7 separate regions of the Mus musculus genome follow, and all the other regions are linked to region 4. A link is a loop called in an ENCODE intact Hi-C map of the cell type or tissue named here. Cell type or tissue: heart. All regions are shown on one strand. Region 1 has its middle 28 kb from the start of Fdx1. Region 2 overlaps Gm39338 (a long non-coding RNA gene). Region 3 overlaps Gm32742. Region 4 has its middle 17 kb from the start of Mir6244. Region 5 has its middle 14 kb from the start of Fdx1. Region 6 holds the start of Rdx (radixin). Region 7 holds the start of Arhgap20 (Rho GTPase activating protein 20).

Region 1 (4,000 bases), 110 kb before region 4:
TGGTCTACAAAGTGAATTCCAGGACAGCCAGGGCTATACAGAGAAACCCTGTCTCAAAAAACAAACACAAAAACAAAACAAAACAAAAACCCTAATAAACTATTAAGTGGGGAGGGAATAGACATCCCTCGTTTTAATTTTTCTATTTTTATCATTGTAAATTGATGTTATAGTTGCATGTATTTATTGGGTACACAATGATGTTATGTGGTGCTGGAGACATGGCTTGGCTCCTAAAAGCACTTGCTGCTCTTCAGAGGATCCATATTTAGTTACCAGCACACAAATCATAAGGCTTAAGACCTGGTTTGTCCAGTTCTAGAGAATCCAATGCCCTCTTCCAGCCTCAGTGGGCTCCTGAACTCACATGGCATACATGCAAGACACATAGGTAATAAAAACCAAATCAACAAATTTAAGTAACATTATGACTTAAAAACACAATGAGGAACCAACCATTAAACCCCCTATAATTAGCATCTCAAATGCCTTATTTCTTGCGGTAAGAGCATTTGATGTTTTCTCATTATTCACCAGGCTTTGTAATATTTCAACATTTTAAAAGTAAAACTTGATTCCTCCTGTCTAACTGTGGCTATGTACCTACTGACCATCGTCTCCATATCTCTTTATCCTAGATTAGAAGATTAACAATTACCAATGTCAGGCTAAGCAGACTCTGTATAAAGAAGATATGATTGCATGCATCAGTGGTGAATAACAGCAGATAGATGTCATTAGATTTTCTTAAGATTTATTTGTATTCTTTTTAATTATATGTATGTGTGTGTGTGTGTGTATACATGTGGCTGTCCCCGTGAGGGTGACTCCTGGACTGCAGGAGTCCCTAGAGGCCAGAGGGGTGAGATACCTGAGACTAGAATTATAGACAGCTGTGAGATACCCAATGTAGGTGCTGGGAACTAAACACTGGTCCTCTGGAAGAGCAGCAAGTGTTCTTATCGACTGAGCCATCTCTCCAGCTTTTAAACTGAATGAATATTTCATAACTGTTCTGGAAAATAGGGGGAAGAGAAGTGAGGGAGAGCTGGAGTGGGAAAAGAAATTTAAAAAATCTCAATAATTTTCATTCTAGAATCATAGCCTATACACATATGCAAAGATCATGTACAAAGGACTTCATTATATTTATCACTGGAGAAGAAGTTGGAAAATGGAGATAACATAAATATTTGAGTGAGGCATAGTGCTATTCATTTATATTTCCAGCACTCAAAGAGACTGAGATGGGAGAATCACAAGCTTGAAGTCAACCTGGGCTACACAGTGAGACTATACCTCGAAACAGACAGACAGCAATAACCAAAAAGACTGGTTCGTCACATCTTAGTTAAACAGGATATGATGTAAATAAACACTCTTCAAATCAATCATCCCAATATGCTGGCATGGTATATGCCCAGATAATGAAAACAAAGCACAGACAAACACAAGAGACTCAGTGCACCAGGGGCTTTCCTCTGGCTGTGGCAGACTTCTGACAGCAGTAACTCAAGGGAAGAAAGTCGCATTTTTGCTCCTGGTTTCCCGGGACTATAGGTCACTATGGTGGAGAAAGCTTGGCAGCAGGAGCACGTCAGGCTATGGCTGTGGAAGCTGGTAGCTGGTCACAGTGGCCACTACAGTAGAAGCTGGTAGCTGGTCATACTGGCCACTACAGTAGACAGAAAGTCAAGAGAGCTACAGCTGAAACTCAAAGCTGGTATCGGCTTCAAGGGCCTGCTACCAATGACCTCTGTCAACTTGCCTGACCCCATGGTCAAAGGGACCACAAAGTCATAAAACAGTACCACCAGCAGGGGGCCGCATAGTCAAACACCCAAGAAACTGCTCATAGAGATTGATTGGCCTTGAGAAGGAGGCTGTGGAGGGGAAGGCAGGACAGGCATGGTCTCATATTTCACTGCATGCTATTTTGTCAGTTAAAAGTCTATGTTAGTGAGTATACTATTAAAATAAAAATTTTAAAGGAACTTTTTAAAAAAGAACCTTGGTAAAAGAAAAAAAAACCAAACCAAAACAAGTGTCTTCTAAACATGACCTTGGCACTATGAACTCAGGGTGGCTGTGGCTGCCTGCTCATCATCAGCCAACAGTTCAGCAGATGGGGGGGCGGGGGGGGGCGGCAGGCACACAGACCCCCCAACCCTGGCTGAGGAGCCCCTGATAGCTGATGGCTGCCTTGAAGTGACAGAGGGTCAGATTCCTTTAGGGGTGTGGCCTCTGGCAGTTGCCCATGATCCTGTGGTTGGTCCTACACTCATGCCTAGACTGGGAACATTAATTGGACTCAGCAGGTTATTTAAAAAAAAAAAAAGAAAATCTGACAGGAGTTAGGGGAAGAGGGAAGGGTGTGTGTGGTCATAATACATGAGATGATCAAAGAATACATTTTAAAATTATTTTTAAAAACCAACTCTCTTACTTTCAGCATGTTTCCTTTAGGTGGCAGCAACTGTATTTTCTGTGTGTGCAATCCAGCTGGCTTGCCCTTAGGACCAGATCAACAGAGTGTTTTCATATCTTGTTTTGTTTTTCCCTCTCACAAGGGAAAGAAAAAAAAATCCTTGGAATGCTAAGTATTCATTAATGAAACACATGGTCCAGAAATATATTTCTGTTGTACTATCCCAAGTCCTACTGTCATAAAAAGAAAGTCAAGACAGACCAAGAGGCTAGCAATCCCGGTGGTTATAAAGCCAATGGGAGGGTATTTACCAAACTGACAATGCTTGTTTGCATGGTAGACCAAAGAAGGGGTCGCTTGTTTTGCTCTGGGTTCTTCCAAATTTCCTACAGTGTGAAAGGTATTTCCTGCAGACTTGTTTATTGTAGTCCTAATCTGTGCCACTTTAGCCTGCTTAGGCCCAGGGGACCAAGACTTGTGTGCAATTGTACTCCAGTTGCCTTGCCCACGTTACTTGCACACCTGCTTAATGGAAGTGCATGGTACGGAGAAGTCAGAGCCTCTCATTCTCTCACTGACAGAGTCAATGAGGGTAAGTTCTTACAGAACTACTCCTGGTAGCTAACAGAAAGGGTATCTCTAAAACCAAGGCCGCAGAAGAGTCCTCTTGTCACTGGGAGGGTCTTGGGAGAAATTGAGCAGATCCTGCTGTGTCATTACAGTGCACAGGTCAGCTTGGCTGTGTGCTAGGCTTAAGAAAAGAGATCTGGCTGGGCGTGGTGGCGAACGCCTTTAATCCCAGCACTTGGGAGGCAGAGGCAGGCAGATTTCTGAGTTCAAGGCCAGCCTGGTCTACAGAGTGAGTTCCAGGACAGCCAGGGCTACACAGAGAAACCCTGTCTCAAAAGGCCAAAAACGAAAAACCCAAAAAAAAGAAAAAAGGAAAGAAAGAAAGAAAGGAAGGAAGGAAGGAAGGAAGGAGATCTGTTTCTGCTTTTTGAAGAGATGTATCAGCATGTTTACCTGTGAAACTAAGGACAAATCAAATGATACCTGGTGTGTAAATCTCCCAAACAGTGGTATCATAGAACACTAAGAAAAAAAGAGTAAGAATTTAAAAAATCCCATGCTGTATAATGCAGTTCTACCTCAGGGTATATACACCAAGACAGGAAAGTATATCTGAATGGATAATGGATATTTACACACTAATATTAATAGAATTATCCATAATAGCCTAAAGATGGAAGCAACCAAGTGTGAACAGATAGAGAAATAGATGAACAAAGTGTGGTAGGTGTACAAAGTGGAAAAGTATTTAGTCTTCAAAAGGGAAGAGATTCTCACAGTTGCTATAAGAGTCTTTAGACATTAAGCCAGTCACTAAGGAAAAAAATACCATAAAATTCTGCACAAATCAAGTCTAAAAAGCAGACAGACTTCCACAAATAGACAATAGAATATAAGTTGCCTGGAGCTGAGAGGAAGGAGAAAATGGGGAAATTCAGTTTTAAAGGTATAGAGTTTCAGTTTTGCAAGGTAGAAATAACTGTAGAGCTGAGCACTGGTGGT
Region 2 (4,000 bases), 760 kb before region 4:
GAGACTGATCCCTCACATTTAATCTTTACAGATCTTTCTACTGTTCCTAATTTTCTTGGTGGAACTGTATCCATCTACTCCCTTGGACTTCTCACTAGATCTCCAGTTCTAAGGATGAGTGTACACGTTGCCTGTGGAATGCAGGAGGCATTCAAATGTTTAATGTGAGAAAATTTCTTTTAATGAAAATGAAGGAAAAAGTTCTCTAAAGGACTCTGCTCAGAAAAATAAAAACAGCTTACTACCCTTCTGAACAGCAATGAGAGAGAGAGAGAGAGAGGAAGAGAGAGAGAGAGACAGAGACAGAGACAGAGACAGAGACTGTTAACTGTGGCAGAGATCTGACCTATAACTAAGAGAGTCCTATCATGACTGACCAGTAAGACTATATGGCTCCTGGTGAAACTAGGCTTTCAGTTCAGCTTAGAAAAGTTGTTAAGCCAGGTAGTGGTGGTGTACGCCTTTAATCCCAGCACTTGGGAGGCAGAGGCAGGCGGATTTTTGAGTTCGAGGCCAGCCTGGTCTACAGAGTGAGTTCCAGGACAGCCAGGGCTACACAGAGAAACCCTGTCTCGAAAAACAAAACAAAACAAAAAAAAAAAAAAAAAAAACAAAAAAAAAAAAAAAGAAAGAAAGAAAGAAAAAGAAAAAAGAAAAGAAAACTTGTTAGGAGGCCTTGTTCTAGTCAAGGCAAGAGCGACCTTGAAAGATAAATGCAAAGGCGAGAAAAAGAAACAATGAAGAGGACCAGCGGGTCTGCAATCAGGATGGATATGAAGAGGAAGGAGAGAGAGAAAACTGTCACGTCTCCTCCCCAGATTGGACTGAAGGGGAAGAGTTAAGTGTGCCTTTCTCTGCCTTTGTCTGAAAGCTGGGCCCAGGGAAGGATGGAAACACCCGAAAGCTCATTCATGGAGATCTATGGAGCAACCCAATCAGCTGTTTGGTTTTCTGGGCTTGGAAACTAGTACAAATCTACGCTAAGCCACCCAAGACTGGCTTTGCCATTTAACCGCCTCATGTGCAGCTGACACGAAGGCAGGAACATTGCTTAGAGCTTTAGAAACTGTGTTGAGTACCTGTACTGAGTTCCCTCAGGCCATCTCTCCCAGCTGCTCTTTAATAAAGCTCACTATTCACAGGCCGGATCCAGATCACCATTCTGGAGAGGCCCTGATAATATCCATTGACCTGCTCTTCCAACCTTCCCAGAGAGGGTGCTTAGAGCTCCGGCCCCAGAGGTTGTTGTCTCAGTCCTGCTAGGCCAGGCCCCCTCAGGGTGTTCCTTAAATTGTGTCAAGGGGCAAGAGTTAATATTTGCCAGCACTTGAAGCCATAGGAAGAGGACCCTTCCCTAACATATTCTGAACAAGCCCCACAGAAATCTGTGCTCTGCCAAGAATGCATTTTTTTTTCTGGTTTGTCCCCTACCCACTGCGTTATCAGTCTCTGCATGGACTTACTTGCCTGTAGGTGCTAACTAGGGTCTACAGATATTCAGGATGATTCTAAGCTTGAAGAGGTATTTGGCAGAGCACCACGTCAAGAATAAGTTACTAAGGTGTGGGGTTTTGATCACGTACATTCTATCTATTCCTTGCTTTGGGACAGACACATTGGGCAAAATTACAGTCCTTGAACAGGTTGGCATTTAAAAAAATGCAGCATCTAATGATTTGTAGCTATTAGCTACAGGGAATGCAGAAAGCAAGCCATGAGCTTGGGGTAGGTCTGAGTTACTCCTGGATGTACTTCCAGCTTTAGCCACGAGGTGACGCCTCAACTCTATATGGAGCTCACTGGAGGACTTGTATGGCAGCTGGGCTAATCAGACCTTTCTGGTAACTACAGAGACACAGTCACGGAGGGTGTGGACTTTTTTCTTCCTTTAAATTCTGGACAAACCAACCTGAATGGTCCTTCGTGAGTGGCTGCGGGAAAGGAGGCCATTTCCCACCATTCACTGCAAAGTACCCCGCCCTCTTTCTCTCCTGTAGGAGGGAAGAAGGGAGAAGATTGGTGACCAGATGGGGCTGTTGAACTGCGAAAACATGGCTATCATTTATTAGCGTGCTCCAAGTTACAGACTAGATGGAACCAAGCAAACTCCAGCCCCCAAGAGGCTCTGGCTTATCATGGGGACACTCACAAGATAGTATCTAGCTTTTTCTCCAAGAAAGAGCTCTGATATGATGCACCTTGTGGTCAGGGACAGCCCTGCATTTGAGGGACAATCTAGTATGGGGATGGCAGCCTGTTCTTTGGGTTTGAAGGTCTAGCTGACCTTTGGGAGGCAGAAGCTCCTCAAGATAACACCTAAGGCTGGCTGCTCCAGGTTCCCCCCGACCCTTGCGCTTCTTTCTCTTGTAACCATTGCACATCTAACTGGCAGGTTTTTCCTTTTGCACACAAGCACACACGCACGAATCTTGCTTTGCTAGAAATACAACTCTTGAAATTACTTCGTTTGAAAATATTCGTGTCGTGTTTCCTCTGGCCAGGTGCTGCGCTTGTAGGTTTTGTACGGGGTGAGATACTGCTGAGAAATACATCTGCGTTGACAGCCATCTATAAGGAGGGCTGCTTTCTTCTGTATATGACAAATTCATCTGCTCCTGGAGTTAGTGTGGGGAGATATACAAGTGAGCAGAGAGGCAGAGTGCTGAATACAGGAGTCATCTATTCTGTATCCCATCCTAAATGGCATTCATATCACCCCAGGAAAACCTTGGGAACCACACTGGGGCTAACCTCTACTTTCCTTAGAACAACTCTCTTCCACTTACAGATTTGTACTTTAAGGACCGCAGGTTGTCCTTCATTTAGTGGCCTGCTGACTGATTGTTGGAGCAAAGTAGTGGCTGGAGAATGAAGGGGAACAGTGTCCTCCCTCTTGTCACAGGAATTCTGAATGCGCCCCTCCCCCATGGGTGAGAGGAGGGTTTCTTTGCTTTTGTTTTTTTTTGTTGTTGTTGTTGTTTGTTTTTTGTTTTTTGATTAGATATTTTCTTTATTTACATTTCAAATGTTTTCCCCTTTCCAGGTCTTCCCTTCAGAAACCCCCTCCCCCCTCCCTGGCCTCTATGAGGGTGCTCCTGCACCCACCCACTTCCATCCTACCACCTTGGCATTTGCCTACACTGGGACATCCAACACCCTCAGGCCCAAGGATCTCTCCTCCCACTATGTCCATCCTCTGCCACGTATATGGCCAGTGCCATAGTCTCTTCATGTGTATTCTTTGGTTGGTGGTTTAGTCCCTGGGAGCTCTGGGGGTCTGGCCTATTGACACTGTTGCTCCCTCCATGGGGCTGCAACCTGCCTTAGCTCCTTAGGTCCCTTCTCCAAGTCCTCCATCAGGGACCCCACCCTCAGTCCAGTGGTTGGATTGGAGCATCTGCCTCTGTATTTGTCAGGCTCTGGCAGAGCCTCTCAGGAGACAGCTGTATCAGGCTTCCATCAGCAAGAACTTCCCAGCATCCAATGTGGCCTTTCCTTCAGTCTATGCTCCACACTTTGTCTTCATATTTCCTCCTGTATTTTGTTCACCCTTCTAAAAAGTACTGAAGCATCCACATTTTGGTCCTCCTTCTTCTTAGGCTCCATATGGCCTGTGAATTGAATCTTGGGTATTCCAAACTTTTGGGCTAATATCCACTTCAGTGAGTACATACCATATGTGTTCTTTTTTTTTATTATTAGGTATTTTCCTCGTTTACATTTTCAATGCTATCCCAAAGGTCCCCCATACCCACCCCCCCACTCCCCTACCCACCCACTCCCCCTTTTTGGCCCTGGCGTTTCCCTGTACTGGGGCATATAAAGTTTGCAAGTCCAATGGGCCTCTCTTTGCAGTGATGGCCAACTAGGCCATCTTTTGATACATATGCAGCTAGAGACAAGAGCTCCGGGGTACTGGTTAGTTCATATTGTTGTTCCACCTATAGGGTTGCAGTTCCTATTAGCTCCTTGGGTAATTTCTCTAGCTCCTCCTTTGGGG
Region 3 (4,000 bases), 940 kb before region 4:
TCACTCTATATAATGACATTTCCTTCCAGAAAGTTAACTATATTTAGCAAAGTAACTAACTATCCAACTAACTATCCCCACAGAGAAACCAGTTAAATCTGAATTTCAGGTGTATGAATACTTTTGATTAGTCCCATAAGACACTAAAACACTATCCAGTATTTACCTGAAATTCACATTTAACTGTACCTTACAACCTTACTCCCAAGCCTACATTGGTCAGGTTACACCTGAGCTAAACTTGACTGGGAACCGAAACAGCCCTGGAAATGCAGCCCGCCCTTGGGTCCCACTGCAGGAGGGCATACCTGGAATCTACGTCCAGGTCTCTGACAGACACAGGTGTCCTTGCCCTCCTCTGGCTGGGTGGCCTCAGAGCCGCACGGGAAACATGCATTCTGGCCGTGCCAGGGGTTGAAGAACTCCGAAGGGCAGAGGTGGCAGGAAGGGGTGGTATGGGGACCCATTCCAGAGAGGAAAGTTCCAGGGGGACAAGGGGCAGGTGTCGGCACAGAGCAGGGCCTACCTATGGGGTGGGGTGGGGGGGTGACAGAAAGGGTTAACACCCAAGAGCTGGTCCCTGTGATTTCCCAGGGCTCCTCTTCCCCGACATTAGTCATTAGCTCTCCTCACAGCTCTCCCCTCTCCTCAATTTTACTCCCAAACTTCTTTGTACAAATTTAATTTAAGCCTCTACCCTCTGGGCATCCTGGTGGGTCCGGCTCTCCTTTTGCACAGGCAATCTCACCTTGGCAGGCCAGAGGATGCTCTATGACCAGGCATGTGGGTCTCTGGAGGATGAAGCAGAAGGCAGCTATGAGGACCGGTACCTCTGGGAGGTTACCAAAGAAGAGACCCTTCATCTTCTGGGCAGGGGTAACAGCAGCAGAGAGCAAAGCAGATGTGGAGGTGGGTGAGGTGAGGCACCAAGGAAGGTATCAGGCAGAGGTGGAGAGATAGGGGAGGCAAAGTGATGGACAGGGTGACAGGCATGAGGAGACAAGATAATGGTGTTCAACAGAGGCAGAGTGATCTGGGCTCTGGAAGGACAGCTTCTGCCTGGTGGCAGCGATAGCTGTCAGTCACTGAATAAGTCATGAGGATGAAATCTGAGATATGGGTCCTCTGGGCAGCCTTGGCCCAGACCATGCAACTCCATGGCTCCTTTTCTCTTCTCCTCTACCTTTCCTCCCGAGCAGCATGAGCCAGCAAGCTTAGCATTGGGCAGAGTGAAGCCAAGGGTTGTTCCAGCATTTTCCTTTCACAAGGCCAAATAGTCAGACTCCTTTAAGCATTCTGGGTGCAAACCCCATGAGAGATAAGGTAGAGAGATTACAGTTTTTGTCTCTGCTACAGGACACACAATACAACACACACTCACAAACCCTTAGGGAGCCATCTAGCTCTTCCCCCTCATTTATAGTGAAAAAGTCGGAGCCCCATTCTGGACTGAAATTCAGTTTTAACAGATGGGTGACGCCGTTCAAGTGCTCCTAGACCATGCATACAAGAAGTCACTGGAAACTGCAAAGCAGCCAGAGTCCCTGGTGCAACCAGGTGATTCCCCAGAGAAGATGAGCAGTGGATGCGGCTGAGAAAAGCAGGCTCTCAAAATGGAATAATCCATTGCTTTATTGCTTATAAAAAGTGATAGTGGGTAATACTGCCCAGCTTTCTTTATGGCTGCTGTGAAAAATCACTGATGCCCACAAGACCAGAAGTATCGTGAAGAGCGTAAACCCAGATCAGGTTCAGTGCTCTGTGTGATGGATGGTTGCTTAGAAGCCTTCAGAAAAATTCAATATATCACATTGCAGTGAGGCCTAATTTAAAAGAGAGGGAGGGGGAGGAAGATGAAGAAGAGGAAGAGGAGGAGGAGAAGGAAGAGGAGGAGGAGGAAGCAGAAATGGATTTTGATTTGCCCTGTGTTATTCATCAATGTTCCCTTCAAGTAACTTACAATTGATTGCTTTTAAGAAGAGATCACCCACTTGACACCCAGACAAGTGACCCCAGTTCAAGGGAATTCCATTCACTTAACCAGTTTTGGTCTTTTGATCTATCATTATTTCGACCTATTATCTATTTTCTAGGCTCCTTTCTGGGTGTGGTGATACTTAAAAGGATGTCCTAGAAGCTCAGAAGGATCGATCGCTGGATGCTATTTTGCAGTCAGGGCTGGAAAGAGAATTACGAGGTGTAGAAGTAAAGGCTCCTTGTAGAGACTCTTTTGAGGGGGAAATTTAGATTTAAGTGCTCACTGTCCTCCAGGCTGATAGCTTCCTGTAGGGCCACTGCTTTGCAGAGTCCCTCAGCCTGTGAGAGACCCTTGATAGGCACCTGACTCTTTTCAGCTATTTTGTTGCTGAGCCGTTCGCCCTGCCTGCTTTTTGTCTTGCCAGTAGGTGGCACTGTGAGCTTGCAGGAATTGGTGAGCTGGCATGGACCAAGCAGTGGGGTGTAGGTATCTGCTAGAATGAGGGAGGAGAGAAAATGCTGTTAGCAGGTGTGTGTGTGTGTGTGTGTGTGTGTGTGTGTGTGTGTGTGTGTGTGTGTGTGTGTATGTCTTTTTAAAGTTTAAGCAGACACTCTTTTGAACGCATTTAAATATAGTCACACTAACCGGCCTTGGGTTTTACTCCACATTAGCCCAGCACCATTTTGCAGGCTCACCTATGTCACATAGTCCTTCTCTGGCATGAAGCTCCTAAGGGGGCTTAGTGCTGGGCCTTGTCTTTTTGTTCAAGTTGTCTGATAGCTGGTCACTGCCAGGCCTACTGTATCTCCCCTGGTTCCAACTATCACTTCTGTCTGTCCATCTGTTTGTTTGATTTTTGAGACAGGGTTTCTCTGTGTGACCCTGGCTTCCTGGAACTCACTCTGCAGACCAGGCAGGCCTGGAACTCAGAGATCCGCCTGACTCTGCCTCTTGAGTGCCGGGATTCAAGTCCTGCACCACCTTTAAGTGCCTGGCTTCCAACTGTCATTTCTGCCATTTCCTAACACTACCAGTTCCCAGGTTTCTGTTGGTGTCCTGGGTTGTCTCACTCAGCTTTGATTTTCTGTGGGTCTAACTACAAAGTTAAGTTTTTCCTGGAATATGACAGTAAGTATGTATTTTAATAAGCTTAGTTTCTAAAGAACAATTTCAGATTTGCAGAACCTCTTAGAGTTCCCGTGTGTCCCACTCCTAGTAATTATAGATACCGGGTGAGTACTTTAGCTAATGGCCATACTATGTTCACACTGCCTTGTCTATTCCAGGGTCAAACATTGTACTTAGTCATGTCCCTGCCTCCCTTTAACTGGGAAAGTTTCTCGAGAGTCTCTTTACTTTTGGCAATCTACATACACAAGTGCTCTGTAAAACAGGCCTTAGCTGGGTGGGATTCACTAGAAATCTCTATCGTCATTGGTCTGGAGTGTTTTTTATCTTTTAGAACACCACACCAATAAAGTGATGTTTTCTTTATAATGGAACAAAGACAAATGCTCTGAACATGGCATGACAGCACTTACGTTGCCCTTGGTCATCTGACTGTTAGGTTTTCTCCACTGTAATTCCTCCCTTGCCATACTGCACTTGTTGGCTAGAGAGTTCATTTGACCCACTCCACAGTCTCTCTCTCTCTCTCTCTCTCTCTCTCTCTCTCTCGTGCTCATATGCACTTTCTTACCTCTTTTGGCATCACAAGATCTCAAGCTCTTCTTGTCTCTTTCCTGCCGTAGCTGTTCATTCAATCAGCCATTTCCCCAGGGAGCTTTGACTCCCTTTAAGGACATTGGTTAGCATCCTGGGGTCTGGGTGATGGGTCTGTTTTGGTCCCTTAGTTTTAACTCATCTTTCCTTTCCCTTTCCATTAACTCTTCTGTCCCCAGACCATTAATTATGGAGGTTTCAAAGATTAAACCACACCTTCAACTCAATAACCTGACTTTGTCCAAATGCTTATGAGATACAGGCAATAGAGTATATATAGTCTTGGAGTTCACAGCCAAG
Region 4 (4,000 bases):
TGAGTAATCCTATTCTTCTCCCGAATCTCCCTGCCCTGATCCGATTGTAGCAGACTCCAGTCCGCTGGTGAGACTTACCCCTGAGCTTTCTGTTTGGCTTATTAAAGTTTTTATTTCCAGCACCATTTAAGTTGGTCTCTCTTCAGTAATTCTCTTCTTGTTTCCTATTTTCATATCCTGGATTAACTTCCAGGTCCCCTCCCCTCTTTCTCCTTCCCTCCCCACCTCCCCCTTCCTTCCTCCCTCCTTCCCTCTTGATGTATGTTCATGTCTTGAGTAACTTGAACACAGCAATAGTCATTCTTTTGAATTCTTTGTATGGTAGTTCTTCCGGGTCATTTTTGTTAGGTGTCATTATTATGGGATCAGAGACTTGGTTGGGAGGCACATCGTCCTGTATTTTCTTATCTTTGCTTCTACACTGCACACCTGGGCCAGTCTGCTGGCAGTTTTCCTCTGCTGTTTCTTTCAGGGGAGGTGATTTCCAATGTCCTGGAGAGGACTAAGTCAGAGTAGGGTTGAAAGCTCCCCTCCCCTCTGGCTGGTGCAGGGTGTCCTGGAGTGACCTGGGCAGCCTTTAAGGAGGGAGGGAGGGGCCTCTTCTCATGCAGGAGCCCTGCATGCTGGGCTCCAGGAGAAAATCCCTGGAAGCTGCAGGTGGGCTTGGGGGAGGAGGCCATGGCTGGCAGCTGCTGTGTGTGGTGTGTCGCTGGCAGTGTGGATGGAGATGGACCCAGGCAGGGGTGCCAGGTCCTTTGCTTGCCACAGGAGGCTTCTGGTTGTCATTGCTGTTTCCTCTTCAGATCTCACTATGATGCTCTAGTAATCAATATGGCGTCATTGGTCAGTACCATCCTGCTTTAACAGGTCTGCATCCCTGACATACGTAGCTTACTTCTCAAGTTTCTTCTCTTCATCCCGATGAGAAATCCCCAGTGGATCCAGCTCCTTGTGTAGATCTTGGAATTATTTTTGTTTGAATGGTTAAAAAGGTTTTGAGGAGAAATGTTTGAATAGATTAGTCTGGGAAGAAATTACATTGGTCCAGTTTTAAAGGCTCCCAGAAACAATGACATCATCTCAATGTATTGGCGTCTTTCCTCATGTGGTTAGGTAAAGTTGCTTAAGTTGTTACAGTGACATATGTCTTTTTTGTTAGGTTTATTATTAATAGTCTTATCTCACAGTCTTTTAAGGGTTGTAACTGAAAGTATTCTGGCTACGGTGGAGGAATGAAACTAGTTTGTGTCCGCTGGCCTTGAGAGCAGTCCCTGCATTCCTGTTGTTTTTAAAAATAATTTGCAAATTCTTTGGGGCATCCTAAATTTTCTGCAATAATGACAGTTTTCAGTCTTTCTTCCCAACACTCATCATTTCCATTCTATGGCTGATTGGATGGCTTTTCCAATTCAGTGCTGACTGCTGTTGGTTTCTATTTCCCTTGAGATCAAGGTTTCTAGCATTATAACACGCTGTGTTCTAGGGTTGGGGACTTGACCCTTTACCAGATTAATGAAAATTCCTTTTATAGGCATATTCATGTTTTTGCTAAGAGGTTTGTCTACAAAAGAGGATTTCAAACCCATCTCATTGTAATTCGTGTGTCTATTGAGATCACTGTCCCAAGAATTTTTGGTTAATCTTCTAAACTAGATGAACATATATCTAATGTGAATGCAAATTTATGTGTTTGAAATAACTCGCTATAATATATGTCCTAGCTCTGGCCAGTGCTCCACAAGTCCCGAGCCACCTGCACTGTGACTCTCCTGCCAGTCTGGTCAGTATGTCCCTCCCTCTTCTCCCCTTCAGAGGAGCGGGTCTTCAATGGGAGTGCGATATAATAGCGCCACCTGCTGGTCAGCTTGGGGATTTCTGCCCTCTTGCTCCAGGCTTCCTTTATTAGCTCTGTCTTCTCCAAGTCTCACCCCTTTCTCTTCACTCCCCGCCCTCCTTTATCTAAACGTTAACATGCACATTAAATCACTCCTTAATCCCTTTGCTTTCCTTCTCCTTTTGCTCCTTCACCCATCTAAGCCTCCTTCAACACTGGTTAATGATGGAGACTGTAGGACTGCCAACCAAAGGAAAAAGTACAACCAACCACATATTTGAAGGGGCATTTGGTACCACTGAGAGTGCCAGCTCTGCTCAGCTAACAGCTGACATCCTCCAAGTGCTTGAAGTCCCTTTAAGATGTCCTCACGTTTCTATTGCTAATCATTTTCTAATTAATCCTGCTCAGTTTAACAAGCTCAAGTAATAAAGACAATTATTAAGCTGTTAGTAACTCTCATTATTTCTATCCTTTTATTACCAGATTTGACAAATTTGGAGTTTCTTCTGTATTTTACTGTAAGGGCTCCGTTTTCATTATGGGTTCAATGACTTGGCTGCAGAACCTCCATCCACTGTAGTTTATAGGGTGATAGCCCCAACAGGTGCCTTTTTGTACACAACCCACTTAGGAGACAGAGACTTCTCTTTCTAATTGCTTAGCTCATCAGTGCAGAAAATGCCACAGAGCACTAGCAGGGGAGCTGGCTGGGGAGTAGGTGTGGCCAGCACAGTAGTTTCTTGGTTGGGTTAACCCTCGCCTTGTTTTTGGTCTGTATCTGAGAATAAGGAATTCGCTTCGGCCAGCACTGGGCTCCGTAGCCAGTGCCAGTGCAGCTGTGAGGACATCTTGTTGCTTCTCTTCACACGCCAGCCTACTATGAAACAGTGATAGTACACTGAGAAGTCTTGCTCATTCAGAGACAGCAACTCGTGTTTCTAAGTAGGCACCACAAAAATCTTTTAGATCCATTAGACTGGTTGTTCCCTCAAGGCCATGAACAGTTCCTAGATCATGGGACATATTGTAAAATAATATAGAAAATCTGGGCTGGAGATGTAGCTCACTTGTTAAGAGTGTTTGGCTAGCTTGCAGGAAGCCCTGGGTTCCATCACCAGCATCACATGGAACCAGGTGGTGGCACACATCCATAGATCCAGCACCTATGAGGTGGATCTTGAAGAACAGAAGTTCAAGGTCACCCTTAACTACACAGTAAGGCAAGGATGCCCACTGTTGAAAGTTCTGATGTGTATGGCTTTAGAGCCATGATGGTTGTAAAACCAATCAGCCTGTGCATGGTTGCTGCGGTTCTTAGAGAACCCTCTAGCACCTGCCTCAGCTGTTCTTACTTCCACGGTCGACTAGGAGAGTTTCAAAGGTGAACTTTAAGAAGAGATAGAAAGGGTATCAGGTTAGCAGCTGAGTCCCGCCAAGCCCCACCCCCAAACCCCCTAGCTTTGAAACCTCTGAGCATGCTGCCCTCGCCCCACCTCGCTTACCCATGTGCCCCTCTGCACTCCAATTTCCTAACCTCTTGATGTCTCTTTCAAAAGGTGGGGACCCAAACTGTATGCACTGTTCCAGATGCGTTCTTGCCAAAGCAGCATAAAGCAGATGTAACGGGATGGCACCTCCCTCCTCATGAGGTAAGCAAAGCTGGCAGCTGCTGCTGGCATGATCCCATGCTCCCAGGAGACATGCACAGATCCTGGAGGGGGGGGACCCCTAGAACCGATGTCTGCTCACCTGCTGACCAGAGCCTTTAGTTGCGGTCAAGCTGAAGGAGCTGAGCCAGCCCGTGCTATAGCGTCCCGTCCTGCGTCATCTTGACCTTCTTGATAGTCCGCGTCCGCCAGGCTCTTCACCAGTCAAGGACACCATCCTCCGATAAATCACTCCGCTGTCAGCTCGAGTTTATGAAAGTGAGATTTTTATCCGTGACTATGGTCAAGTGATTATTGTAAGTGCTATTTTAGCTAGGATGGTCTCTTGTTGTATTTTGGAAGACTCTCTGGATTCGTGAGAAAGGGGTATTAAGAGTGCTCCCTCGCACGGGACACTTCCGATTTCCCAGGGTAAGAAAGTCATCCAGCTGTGTTGTACATGCGTGCTGAGTGAGAAGGTCAAAGAACTGGTTCATAAGCTTTATTAATAAAGTTA
Region 5 (4,000 bases), 120 kb before region 4:
GAGTTCTATTGAGATTTTATTTATTGTATATATGTGAGTATACTGTTGCTGTCTCCATACACACCAGAAGAGGGCATTGGATCCTATTATAGATGATTGTGAGCCACCATGTGGTTGCTGGGAATTGAACTCAGGACCTCTGGAAGAGCAATCAGTGCTCTTAACCACTGAATCATTTCTTCTGCCTAGGAGTTCTATCCTTTACACCACATGTAGTCAATTGATCAGTACTGCAGGCTTTCCTTTGCTATCTTTAGGGATTTTTGCAAATGGCCCCTCACCAGTTAGTCTTTGCTTATCATAAACAGCATCTACTCTCTCTCACTCCCTGCCTCCCTTCCTTGCTTTATCATTACAGCACTCATCAGCCCTTCGCACGCATGCTTCTTTTGTTTCCATGGCAATGCTTCCTACCCTCAGAATTTAGCGATTCTAATACTGTACTCCCAATGTCTAAGTCAGCATTGTGTCATTGTACCTTTCAGTAAGTATTGCCTGGGACTTGAGAGTCTAAGTCAACTGAAACAGACAAAAACTCATTCAAGTGTCTGAGATTCATATATATCCCAGACCAGATTTCCTTACATAAGGTAGAGAAAAAGAGTGTAATTGTATAAATGATGTATCTACCTAGAGGATTTTTCAGAGAGACAAAGTTTGCATATTAAAAACAGCAATCAGGGCCTAAGAGACTGTAGCATTTTCCGAATAAAGCCTAAAAGCTGGGCTGATCTCTAGAAACCACACGAAAGTGGAAGGAAAGACCCAACTCTACAAAGTTGTCCTCTGGCTGCTACATGTGCCGTGACAGTTGTTTCCCTAAGTAATATTGATGATAATGCTAAGAAGAACAAGCAGTTGAGTATCAGTGACACGGGTGTAAGGTGCATCTTCTGAGAGCTCCTCCTAGCCCAGGTAATGAAGTCATGTATCCATGAGGCACAATAATAAGGTCTGGCAATTCTATCTATGAATGAGCAGACAGTTTGGAAGAAGAAACACTACATCTAAGTGCTACATACTACATTTGTATCGTATCACCTCCATCTCCATTAATATGTTGAAATCCTACCTGATCCCACAGATAGGAGGGTCGTCCTCTTTGGAAGATGATTACTACTGGGTCAAGTGGGCAGATGTCCGTGAATTGGATTAGTGTCCAGTGAAAAAGACCCTACAGAGATCCTCTAGTCAACCTTCCTTACCGTAAAATTGTTTTCATTGCTTCTTTATATTTATGAATCATAATATAAATATGTGCACTTTCCAATGGTCTTAAGCAATCCTTATGAAAGGGTCATTCACCCCCTAGGGGTAGAGAGCCACAGATTGAAACCTCTACAAGGTCTTCTACCATGTGACATACCATAAGAAAGTGTCATCTGTGAGACAGCTGGTCCTAACATCACATCACATCTGTTGCTCTCCTAACCCTCTTTGCCAGCCTCTGTAGCTTGGGAGGGAATCTCCCAAGCAGATCCAAGTAAGGACAGTGCTGGCCACTTCCGCCCGCTAGGTGGAGCCCGAGGAAACAGAAAACAGTCTCTGGTAGCTTGCAAAACTGGAGATTCCAAGACCAGCCCTGAAGGGCATGTGCCAGGTCCAGTGGCCTCCTCAGTTGGTTGGAGTCAGGGGAGGGGAAAGAGTCTGAAATGAACTAACAGAGTAAACAGCAGGCACAGCAACTCCAGGTACAAAGAATAACAAACCAGTTTAGTCTGGAGCTGAAGGGCGTGCTTTTGTTTTCACAAAACTTTGAACCTTAGAAATGAGGGGGTCAAAGGTGCATTTGGGACACTCTCTTGATTAGAAGTAAAAGATTAATAGTTATATTAAAATTAAACCTATTGCTGACAGGATAGCTCAGTAGCTCTTGCCACTAAGCTTAGATGTCCTGAGTTCGGTTCTCAGGACACACAGACAGACTCCCTGGGGTTGATCTCTGACTTCCATGCATGCACATCCATACTCTCACACAAACAAGTAAAATAGGTGTGAATTTTTAAAACATAAAGTTTTAGGCTGTAGCTTTAGAACAAGTACATGGAGGAGAGGAGAAAAAAGGTATTAAGGAGGATGTTTGTAATCCCCCCAACTAGCTGCAGCTGGCCAATGACACCTAGGAGTATAGTTCTGCATAATTTGATCATTGTGATAGTTAAAAAGTTAACAAAATGTGTTGAATTATATTTCACAGATATGCCTTTTGACCGCTTTAAAACGTGTCACATATCTCATCATCAGAAAATATCACACAGAGACTTGCCAACAAAAGGAAGGACCCAAGAGGCAGGACAATCTTGGGTTCAAAGGCTGCCTGGGCTACATGGGAAGTCCCGGTCTCAGAAAATAGTAAAAAGGAGAGGAGAGGAGAGGAGAGGGGAGAGGGAGAGGGAGAGGGAGAGGGAGAGGAGAGGAGAGGAGAGGGGAGAGGGAGAGGGAGAGGGAGAGGGAGAGGGCCAGGGAGAGGGAGAGGGAGAGGGAGAGGGAGAGGGAGAGGGAGAGGGAGAGGGAGAGGGAGAGGGGGAGGGGGAGGGGGAGGGGGAGGGAGAGGGAGAGGGAGAGGGGGAGGAGAGGGGGAAGGATGGATGATTATGATGCTTTTAGTGCATATGCAGCTGGGTGAGGAGACACTGAGGTTCCAACATAGCCCCCATCTCCTCTTTTCATCAGCCCAGAGTAAGCTGAATGAAGACGATAAAGACCTTGGGAACTTGATAATATTGGCTCAGCAGCCTAAGGACCTCCATAAGTTGAGGATTGATGTCTTAGTCTATCCAGTCTACTATAACACAATATCTTGGGCCGGGCAATTTACAAGTAATAGAGATTTGTCGCTTACAGTCCCAGGGCTTAGAGATGCCATGGTGAATGCACTAGTAGTCTGGATGTTTCATTGTTGTGGATGGGCCTGGTGCTGTTTGTATTTTGATGCTAATTCTGCTCTCCTGGGAGGGGCTTCAGACAAGGAGTGAGTCACACGTACTCAGATGACTTCTTGTGAACCAATCCCCTAATGAATAAAGGAACCAATCACTGGGTGAGTAGGCGGGACTTCCAGGTTGGACAGAGGAAGAGAGGTAGCAGGAGAGAGCTAGGTACTTTTGGACGGGGATAGTGTGAGGACAGGGATAGCATGAGGACAGGATGTAGCTACTAGTGTCTCCTAGTTTCAATGGCAGATCTGTCAGGATTCTCCACCAGAGGATTTAAATTTAATAAGGTTTACAAGAGTAGGATTCCTTTCTGAACTAAGTTTGTGTTGTGTTTTCCTTCACGCGGAGGTTCATCCAGGTTCAGGAGAGAAAGTTATGGCAGCAAAGTGTGGGTTTGCTGGAGGTACACCACAAAGGCCGTGGGGGGTTTGAAGCACAAGGTTGGCATGGTAGCAAACTGCCAGTGGGAACCTAGCAAACTGGGTGGAGAGATTTTGGAGTTCTGAGTCAGAGTCTCCATGAGAGAAAACAGGTCGGCCACTGCCCACCCATGCTTGGTTGGCCAGACTGCTGGAGCAGCGGTATAAGTGCTGGAGCAAGTCGATTTTGTTTTGTTTTGTTTTGTTTTAAATATTTCCCACAACATTTCATATATTATCCAGACATTGATGTTTTCCTCTCTCTTTTCTCAGTGGTAGGAATCATAATCAGGGCGTTGTGAATGCTATGGAAGTGCTCCACAACTGAACTCTACCCCAAGTCTTAGATAGTGCCTCTTGCTGAGTTCTCGTGTGACTGCATGACAAAAGTGGGAAAGCAGGCTTGCTTCAGTTTCCTTTAGAGAGGCACTAATCCCATTCAGGAAGGCAGAACCCTCAGGACTTTGTTGCCCATCCCCCCTCTCAGAAGCCCTGTTTCGTTGTTTGTTTTTTAATTTTCATTAGATATTTTCTTTATTTACATTTCAAATGTTATCCCTTTTCCTAGTTTCCCCTCGAAAAATCCCCTATCCTATCCCCCACCCCCTGTTCTTCAACCCACCCACTACCGCTTCCTAGCTCAGG
Region 6 (4,000 bases), 51 kb before region 4:
CACCAGGAGGCACACATACCAACACCACAGCATTGAAGGCTTTGGGATATTTTGATTGAATATTCAATACTTCATTTAAAAGTGCTAATATCTGATGTGAAGATCAAAATAAAGCAACGGTATGTGTGTTTCCTCTTTGATTTTGTATCTAATAGGTATTACTGTGATGGAGTTTTTAGTCTATTCCAGAGTATTTTCTTCAGATGTGTTCTGAGCTGTGGACCCTCTGAACGACTGACTCTCCCACCAAACTGCTTTTTAAATATTTGTCTCTGTTTCCATTTTCCCATCCACAATGTTTGAGAGTACCCTTTTTATCTTAGCAGCTTGAATACTATCTTTTACTTAAATATTTACGAATATGATGGCAACTGAAATGCTACAACTTGGGTTGCATCTGCTACTGCAGGACATAGGATAAGATCAGAGCTCTTAGATTCAGACTTTTGAGTCAAACATGCCTTTGGGGTTGGCCATGGCTCTGCCATTTCCTAGCCAGGTTATACTGACAACTAACTTTTTTGAAGCTCCCCTTTATTCATTAGCTTCTTTTAATGCCAATAATAGCTTTTACCTTGAGCCCAGGGTTGTTGTAATCATTAAACAAGGCAGTCATGTGAAAGCACTTCACTGTTCTGAACATAAGACCACGAATGAATGCTTCGTTTTCAGTTGCAAAGTGTACCACCGACTTCCGACTTTAGTTTGATTAGTGTACTACTTGGGACTCCCATGACATTTTTACTGTCCCTATCTTTGTTGCACCCGTGGGGAGAGGGTCCACAAGTATTCAGTTGGTGGTCTCAGAGAACCACCTAAACCTGTTTTGGCTACAAAGCACACAGCTGGTTCCCATCCTTGAGGAATTTGCAATCTAAAGACTTCTGAGATTAACCTGGAGTCTCTGGGGGCTTTTTAATTGTTTAGTGAGGTCTCTTGAGGGTGAAGGTGGTAGCTCACTGAGGAGGAAGCTCAGAGAAAGGATCTGCAGAGTCCCTGGAAGAGCTACTGTCTCAGGAAAGGCAAGTCTAAGGCTTCCCTAAAGATGGCGTATTTGTCCTGTAAGAATTACGTACATTCGCGTTATATTTGTATTGACAGTTCGTTTACGAAAGAGGTATTGAGTAAACGGAACGCGGTAGGCAGGTAAGGATTGAACCATTGCTGTGTGTACAAGTGGCACCAAGTGTTACTCTAAATCCCAGCAGAAAGTACTGAGGGCAGGCAGCACCGAGGTAACCCCACCAGAACGCAGCCTCGGTCTCTCTCTCTAGCGAGTGGATACAGTGAGACTATGGTCAGACTGGTAACTTTTTCCAAGTCTAGAATAATTTAGGTTTGGCTGCTCTTTGGGCCCTACTTCCAACTTTTTTTTTCCTTTCTCAGCCTACTCCTTCTAACCGCCAAGGAAGGAGTATCCCTGCTAACAACAAGAACAAAAAACCTGATCGCATTATAGGGTCATACCCACTGGCGTTTTGAGGGAAGTTAAAAACACTGCAAAATTTAAAACCAACCAGCCTTTCTAGCTGGTTAAAAACCTGCACACATTAATGTTCTTTTTGTTGTAAACACTGGGCCCACTTCCCTCTCCTAGCCCGGGATCCTGCAGCCTAGCACCGAACTGCACCCTGGAGCGGCTGCCGAGGGGATCCCCCCTCCTCCCGGGAACAGCTCCACCTCGGGGGCGCTGGAAACGCCCTCCGTGAGTTCCCTGGCACCAGCGGGAGTTTCAAGTTTCCACTCGCGGGGCGGGGGCAGGCGGCGGGCGCGCGGCGAGCTTCGGGCCGCGCGGCTCCGCTTCGTTCACTGCGGGCTTCGGACTCGGGCTGGCCCGCGGCGTCCTCGTCCCGCGGGGAAAGCTTCGCGAAGGCCCCGCAGCGCGTATTCTCCCCCCAACCCCCGGCTGAGGCCCACTCGATTCCGCCCGGGGCGGCCGGGAGACACGCTCGCGGGGTTGGCGCTCGAGCCCCGGCCTCGCCCCGCCACTGGCGGCCCGCGGGAGGAGGGGGCGCAGGGCGGCCCCGCCTTCCCCCCCGAGGAGGCGCCGGGCGGCCATATTGCCGAGCTGTCTGCGGCGGCTGCGGCGCGTCTTCTCTCAGGCGGCTCAGGGCTCGCACCGCCGACTCTCCGCTCGTTCGCCGCCAGCCACGACGCCCCCGCCGAGCCGCGCCTCAGCCAGCCGGCGGCGGGCAGGGAAGGAGCCACTCATTTTCGGGGTAAGCCCTGCTCGGCGCGCTCCCCCGTCCCAGGCCCCGGGGGCCGCTCTCCCCGCCGAGGCGCTGAGGTGGCGGCCAGAAGTTGCCGGGCTGTGGCGCCGCGGCCCGGGGCCTGGCGCGCCTCACAGACGGACTCGCGCCTGGCCGCCCTAGAGGCGCCGTGGTCGTTAACGGCTGAGCCACGCCACTTACCCGGAGTCTCCCGCCGCGCCGTCCGCCGTCGGCCTGGCCGCCCCGTGCGTCGGGCGGTGCGGGTTCCCGCCGCCGTGGACTGGGCCCGGGGCTCGGGTCGGCGCGCCCTCGGGGGCCGCATGGAGCGTAGGTCGCACGCTCTCTCGCAACCCGGGGACGGGGACCGCGAGGCTAGAACTTCTCCCCCGGCCTCCCGTTTGAAAGTCGGGGTGTTGGATTACTAGAGAGCGTGCGGACGCGCGAGCCGCGGAAAGGCCGTCGCGTTGCCGGGTCCCGCCGCGCAAGCCCGCGAGGCCAGGCCCGGGCTCCCGGCCGCCCTTACCTGGGGCTGCAGTCACGGCCCGCGCCCTCCGGGCCCCCCGGCTTGCCCGCACCGCGGAGTCGCCTGGCGCACAGTGAGCAGACCCCACCAGGAAACTCAGCTTTTCTGCCTTTCGGGGCTCCCAAACTCCCATCGCCCAGCCAAGTTTGAAAGGGAGTAGTGCGTTATTTCAGTTGAATAGTCCGTTCCTACACAGATGTTTCTGTAAACGTTGCCAGGATTCTGGGTGGTTTTGTTTTTTTTTCCTCCCTCCCCAGAAGAGTGGTTATTCATTGGAAATGTGTTTTAAGAGGTCAAGTTTATAATTTTTTTTTTTAAAGTACAGTTGAGATTTTGTAAAAAGAGGTGTGAGGGAGATGCCCGGTTGGCTGTGCGGAGGCACCAAGATTTGCATGATGTAAATGTAAAAGCCGAAGATAACAAGGGTTTATGTGATAAAAGAATACTTGGACACTGCAATCTATTGTTGACCGAGCATCTTTTTTTTTTTAATAGAATACTTATAAGACTGTGACGAAGCACAGAATAAACAATTGCCTTGTTCATTTTGCTGCATAAATAATGGCTTAATCTGCTTGCCAAAACTGCCCCATCAGATCTGAAAAGAGAGCCTAATGTTTAGGATTGCGGGCTTTTTTTTAATCTTTAGAATTCTGTCACTTGCACCAGTGTGTACTTTATCTTTCATAATAATAATTTCTTCAAATATGACAAAATGCAGACTCCTTTTCAGATTGTCAGTATGCTGTGAAAAGAACCACAGTGGCTTTCATTGCATAGATCCCTTTGAAAACTGTATTTTGGAACATTACTCGGGTAGTCATTAGGAAGTCTTTAGCTTGTCTGCGTGAGGAGGAGTTGCCCTCTGTGGGCCCTACAAACTCATTTGCTCATCTGTAGCTTCACACGGGAGAGAATGGAGGAGGGGCTCAAGAGATGTTTGTAGAGTAGATTTAATAGATTTTGCTGTGTGGAAAAAACACATGAATCTTAATTTTGTGGGGATTATGATTACCTGGGTAATTACACAGCTTCATTGCAGCATTTCTGTGTAATGGGTGGGGACAACAGGTTTGCTGTCTCCTTCTCTTAGTAGCTGTTAGTAGTTGGGGGTAGGGGGGATGGGAGATAGGTGCACCAACTGAGTTTTGTTCCTTGCTTCACCATTCCCAAGAGCAGAATGTATTTTTATTAACTGGTTTTTAATCTCTGGTGACTGGTTGGAAGACTTATTTTCACTTTTTCAATCTCTTAATATAAAATTATG
Region 7 (4,000 bases), 330 kb before region 4:
ATCCCTTTCAGCTCGTCAAGCACCTGGTATAATCGTCCTACATATGAAGAAACATCGCATGAAGTTTTTTAGTATTTGTGTTTTCACTACTATTCATTCTGATGATTGGCAAGATGCTGGTTTTATTCTTAGTGTCCATTGCAGGCCTGCTCCTGGAGCTTCCCAGATGCTAGTGCTTTGCTTCAAGGCTTGCCTCACAGTATTTTAGGTGCATCCTGCTTGTGTCTAGCATTGTGCTTCCCACGCTTCAATTGCTTTATCATCAGTTTCATGTCCTGGTATCACTTGCCTACAGCATAAGGATCCTGGTGAATAGAAAATGGTTTTCATCGTCTAAACAACACAAGGACTAGTCCAGGGTTCTGTCTTCCTCTGTATAACATCTCCCTCACACTAGACAGAATGATGGAAGTGACCTATGGTTGTATATAATAGTGTGTTTATCCATTCAAATATAAAAGGTTGTAAAAATTACTGCAGCATGCTTGGGTGCATGGTATAGAGAAGAGAAAAATGCAACTTTTCCTCTTAAAGCAAGTAGAGCAAACGGCACTGGTATAGTGTGGTGTGAGTTACTCAGAGAAGCAAAGCTTTCCGCAGCACGGAAAGCAGACCAGGTAGTTGAGAAGAACGCAGGTTCTGAAGCTGCATGGTCAGTTTCTAAGTTACCATCACTGTTCAAAGTCCTCGTGGCCTGCTGTTGTCTTCTATGTGGAGTGGGGGAATAAACGAACCCACCCTATCTGATACAGATGGGAGTTAATTATATCTGTAAAATACTCATAGTCTCCCATAGAGCAAACACTCAGCAAAGGCTTCCTGTTGCAATTGCTGGAGCTACTCTCAAGCCTGGGTGCCTGGAGCTGGGGAAGAGATAAACCTAGGAAGACTTCTCTCGGTTTCTGACAGTCCTGAAGATTTCCAGGACGATTCACCAGGTACCTTTTATGCCCCAGATACTAGACATTTCGGAGTAAAGTAAAAGAGGGTAGAGACGTAGCCTGGAAAATTCCCAGACACGAAGGACAAGTCCAAAGTCCTAGTGGGCTTCTGAAAGTATGACGATTTCAAGGTGACAGAGAACAGGGTGAGAAGCAAAGACACATAAGAGTCAGCAAGAAAGTGAAGTGAGGGTGGGGTGTGGGGGGGGGTCTGTCTTTCATTCTGTACTATGACATTTTTGGTTTATTCCACAGCAAGGAACCAAATAATGGTTTAGCAGGGCAGTGTTGTGATCAGACAGACATGTGTCTCTACTGTCGGCTGTTCAAACCCAAATTTCCTGAGTAGCCTTGCCTCGAAACTTAACGTGGAGAGAGCAATTTTCTGTGCTGTTCCAAGCTATTTCATCTTGGGAATAAAAAGACAAAATGAACAGTGAAAGTTTTCCACATTTGCTGGGGGAAAAGGGGGTACCTTGATTTGGGAAACTGGCTATTTCATCACAGAGATACTTCATAGTCCATGGGGCTCTTTGAATGACAGCCAGCTCTGTCTTGACTCTTCTGCATCTTTCTTATATCATTTGTGTGTCTTCTCAGTTCATTTAACTAACAAACATTTATTATGTTAGACACTGCCTTAGTATCTATCAGGTGGCAACAAAGAACAAGAATGTCTGGATGGCTGTGACTCTTTGGGCTAAGTGAACTATTTGGAGATAAAAGAATTGAAACAAACAAACAAACAAACAAACAAACAAAAATGAGGCAGATTAAGAAAAGCCAGGGTGTCCATTCACCAAAGAATTAAGAGATTAAGGCACCTGGGGGTGGTTCCAAGTGAATGAACAGAACTGCAAAGCCCTCTTTAAGCACAACCTATAAATTAGTGGGTGAAAGCCCTTCTCTGCACGAGGACCACAGCTGTAGCACCCCTGATTCACAGATGTATATACATATATATGAGATTTATTAAGCTTCCTTTTAACAATGTAGTGTGATGTGACTAAAATTAGCCTTATATTTCCACAACAAACAATCTTAGGTTTGGATGATTGTGTAGGTGTGTCTTTGTGGGTGTGTGTTGGACAGCATCCCCTAGCTTGGAACACTGCCCACCTGAGTTCTGTTCCTTATAACCTGCCCCAATAGCCGCCCAAACTGCAAGAAACCTCTTTTTCTTTTTTTCTTTTCTTTCCTTTCCTTTTCTCCCCCTTTCTTTTCTTTTCTTTTCTTTTTTCCTTGTCACAAAAATAAGCAGAATCCGTAACCATCTCGCAATCACGGAGTGATATCCTTAGTGATTTTTTTTTCACACTAGTTCTGATTCCAAGGGAAGAATGCCACCTACTGTATCATTTACACCAGCAGCCAGCCCTGCAAAGTGCGAACACTACTTAACCCTGGTCTGTTCCAACTGCCCTTTGATTATTATTTAGTCCAAAAAAGAGGGAGGGGTCACTATTTGGACTTACAGGAAGTTAGGTTCTGAGCTCGCGATATCAGATCAACGCTTCCACATATTGTTGCCTTCTCATAGATACTATGCCAAGTTTCAACCTCCTTTCTGCCTGCATTTTCCTCTTAATTGCGCTTTCTCCTTCAGAATGCAGGGTCCCTGCAGCTTGCTGCCTGCGAAGCTGGTGGTGCAGACATGCAAGGTTGCTTGTCCATGCTTGCTCCCTGTGACTGCAAAGCAACAGCTCTGGGTTACCCTGACAGGCTTAGCTAGCAAGCGTTCGATATTGCCCCCGAAGTCCGGCGATGCCACCAGGGCTTCCAAATTTGTCTAACTCCTTCTTCAGCGGAGCGGGGACCGGGTTGGGGGTGGGGGTGGGGTCCCTTCCGCAGTCCGCGAAAGCGAGGCTAGGCTGGCGGCCCCTGCACCACCTTCGAGCGAGCCGCGCTCGCTGAGGCTCCCGCGCTGCAGCTGCGCGGGAAGGGACGCTGGCGGGAGCGAGCGGACAGGCGCGCGGAGCTGCACCGGAGGCAGTGGTGCGTGGTGCACGGCGCGTGGCGCGCGGCAGCGAAAGCTTCGTACCCGCGGAGGCACCTCGCAAGGTTAGTGGCTTCGGTAGCGCCAAGCGCTGAGAGCTCGCTCCCGGCAGTGTGCACGGGCGGCGCGGGGAGGGCGGAGGAGGCGGGGCGGACGCGGAGAGGCGGGGCGGGCCGGGGCGGGGCTACGTGGACGGGCGGCCGCCCGGAGCGCTTGCTGCAGCCTGAGCAGAGTGCGGCGAGCGCGACGAGCGCGGCGCGGGCGGCGGTCCATGGCCCCGACGGGAGGCGCGCCGCCCGCACCCGCAGCTCGGCGTCCGGCCTGAGCGGACCGCGCCGCGCAGCCACCCGGTCCTCGGCTTGGGCTTAGCTTGCAGATCTTCTTCATGGAAGCGATGTCTCCGCAGCAGGATGCTCTAGGGGCGCAGCCGGGGCGCTCCTCCTCGCTGACAGGCATGTCTCGCATCGCGGGAGGCCCTGGCACCAAGAAGGTGAGGACGCCCGAGCGGGAGGGCCCCTCCATGGGCTCGCGCCTTCCACGGGTGCCTGGTGCTGAGAGGGGTTAACGGTCCCCGCGTGGGGTGGGAGGGTCACCTCCCGGGATCCCCGCTGTCTTCTCTGGTGGAAACGGTCTCGGAGAAGCCCGTTGCCTCTCCATCTCTGACCCGGGGAGTGCCTCCCTGCGAGCCTCCCGAGGTAGTCTTAACCCGACAGCCTGAGGAAGGTAGGCGGCCCCGGAGGGGAGGGATGATGCGCCCACCCAAGGCCTCCAGGGGATGTCGGAGATGGGTGCCGTGGGCTACACTGTGGGATCCGGAGGTTTGACTCGGCCTAGATCTAGGCTGGCTGGCGGTGGGCGGGCAGTTTCCGGAGGTCCCAGCGGGGCATGGGGGGCTTGGCTCAGAACCACCCCCTGAGAAGGGACGTTTGCATTTGCCTGTGGGGGCGGCGCCCTTGTTCCCTGACACCCGAAGGACTGATCCGGGTAACTACTTGTAGCTTTTGCTGGTGATTGACTGGTCCACGGTGCAGCGGGAGGATTTCGATAGAGGTCAGGAGTCTGC

The links. A loop is a pair of places that touch in the nucleus more often than their neighbours do. Peaks named below come from ENCODE experiments on the same cell type or tissue, not always from the same donor. Only the 100,000 strongest peaks of a DNase experiment are listed, where the experiment ranks them.
Region 1: a loop joins it to region 4, with 6 times the contacts of the local background. A loop is called at or near these places in 35 of 42 quality-filtered maps.
Region 2: it touches region 4 in a loop (5-fold over the local background); 10 of 42 quality-filtered maps call a loop at or near these places.
Region 3: a loop joins it to region 4, with 13 times the contacts of the local background. A loop is called at or near these places in 4 of 42 quality-filtered maps.
Region 5: a loop joins it to region 4, with 6 times the contacts of the local background. A loop is called at or near these places in 26 of 42 quality-filtered maps.
Region 6: it touches region 4 in a loop (2.0-fold over the local background); 5 of 42 quality-filtered maps call a loop at or near these places.
Region 7: it touches region 4 in a loop (5-fold over the local background); 3 of 42 quality-filtered maps call a loop at or near these places.

The regions. Positions count from the first base shown.
Region 1 is chr9:51,989,202-51,993,201 of GRCm38, forward strand. No RefSeq gene overlaps it. Among named protein-coding and RNA genes, the nearest start is that of Fdx1, 28 kb to the left of the region's middle. In heart, CTCF peaks have their summits at 1,816 (motif pointing right) and 2,461; no DNase peak of the experiment used is centred here.
Region 2 is chr9:51,333,706-51,337,705 of GRCm38, forward strand. The region is part of intron 1 of Gm39338 (a long non-coding RNA gene); the gene reads left to right. Among named protein-coding and RNA genes, the nearest start is that of 1810046K07Rik, 6.8 kb to the left of the region's middle. In heart, a CTCF peak has its summit at 1,771; a DNase peak (open chromatin) is centred at 1,776; H3K4me3 peaks cover 213 bases.
Region 3 is chr9:51,159,517-51,163,516 of GRCm38, forward strand. It overlaps Gm32742, which reads right to left. Exons shown (of 31, transcript XM_017313740.1): 2 at 749-791; 3 at 309-526. The coding sequence starts at 467. Among named protein-coding and RNA genes, the nearest start is that of Gm32742, 7.3 kb to the right of the region's middle. In heart, a CTCF peak has its summit at 2,385 (motif pointing right); a DNase peak (open chromatin) is centred at 2,405; H3K27me3 peaks cover 2,117 bases.
Region 4 is chr9:52,096,978-52,100,977 of GRCm38, forward strand. No RefSeq gene overlaps it. Among named protein-coding and RNA genes, the nearest start is that of Mir6244, 17 kb to the right of the region's middle. In heart, no CTCF peak of the experiment used is centred here; a DNase peak (open chromatin) is centred at 1,854.
Region 5 is chr9:51,976,075-51,980,074 of GRCm38, forward strand. No RefSeq gene overlaps it. Among named protein-coding and RNA genes, the nearest start is that of Fdx1, 14 kb to the left of the region's middle. In heart, no CTCF peak of the experiment used is centred here; a DNase peak (open chromatin) is centred at 1,527.
Region 6 is chr9:52,046,214-52,050,213 of GRCm38, forward strand. Rdx (radixin) reads left to right here and starts at 1,728. Exons shown (of 14, transcript NM_009041.3): 1 at 1,728-2,219. It also overlaps the pseudogene Gm6981. In heart, a CTCF peak has its summit at 1,665; DNase peaks (open chromatin) are centred at 1,858, 1,978 and 2,558; H3K4me3 peaks cover 3,407 bases; H3K27ac peaks cover 3,208 bases.
Region 7 is chr9:51,762,185-51,766,184 of GRCm38, forward strand. It overlaps Arhgap20 (Rho GTPase activating protein 20), which reads left to right and starts at 3,167. Exons shown (of 15, transcript NM_175535.4): 1 at 3,167-3,427. The coding sequence starts at 3,323. Gm40520 (a long non-coding RNA gene) reads right to left here and starts at 3,244. Exons shown (of 3, transcript XR_870739.3): 1 at 2,417-3,244. In heart, a CTCF peak has its summit at 2,310 (motif pointing left); DNase peaks (open chromatin) are centred at 3,167, 3,197, 3,727 and 3,917; H3K4me3 peaks cover 1,903 bases; H3K27ac peaks cover 1,410 bases; H3K27me3 peaks cover 2,451 bases.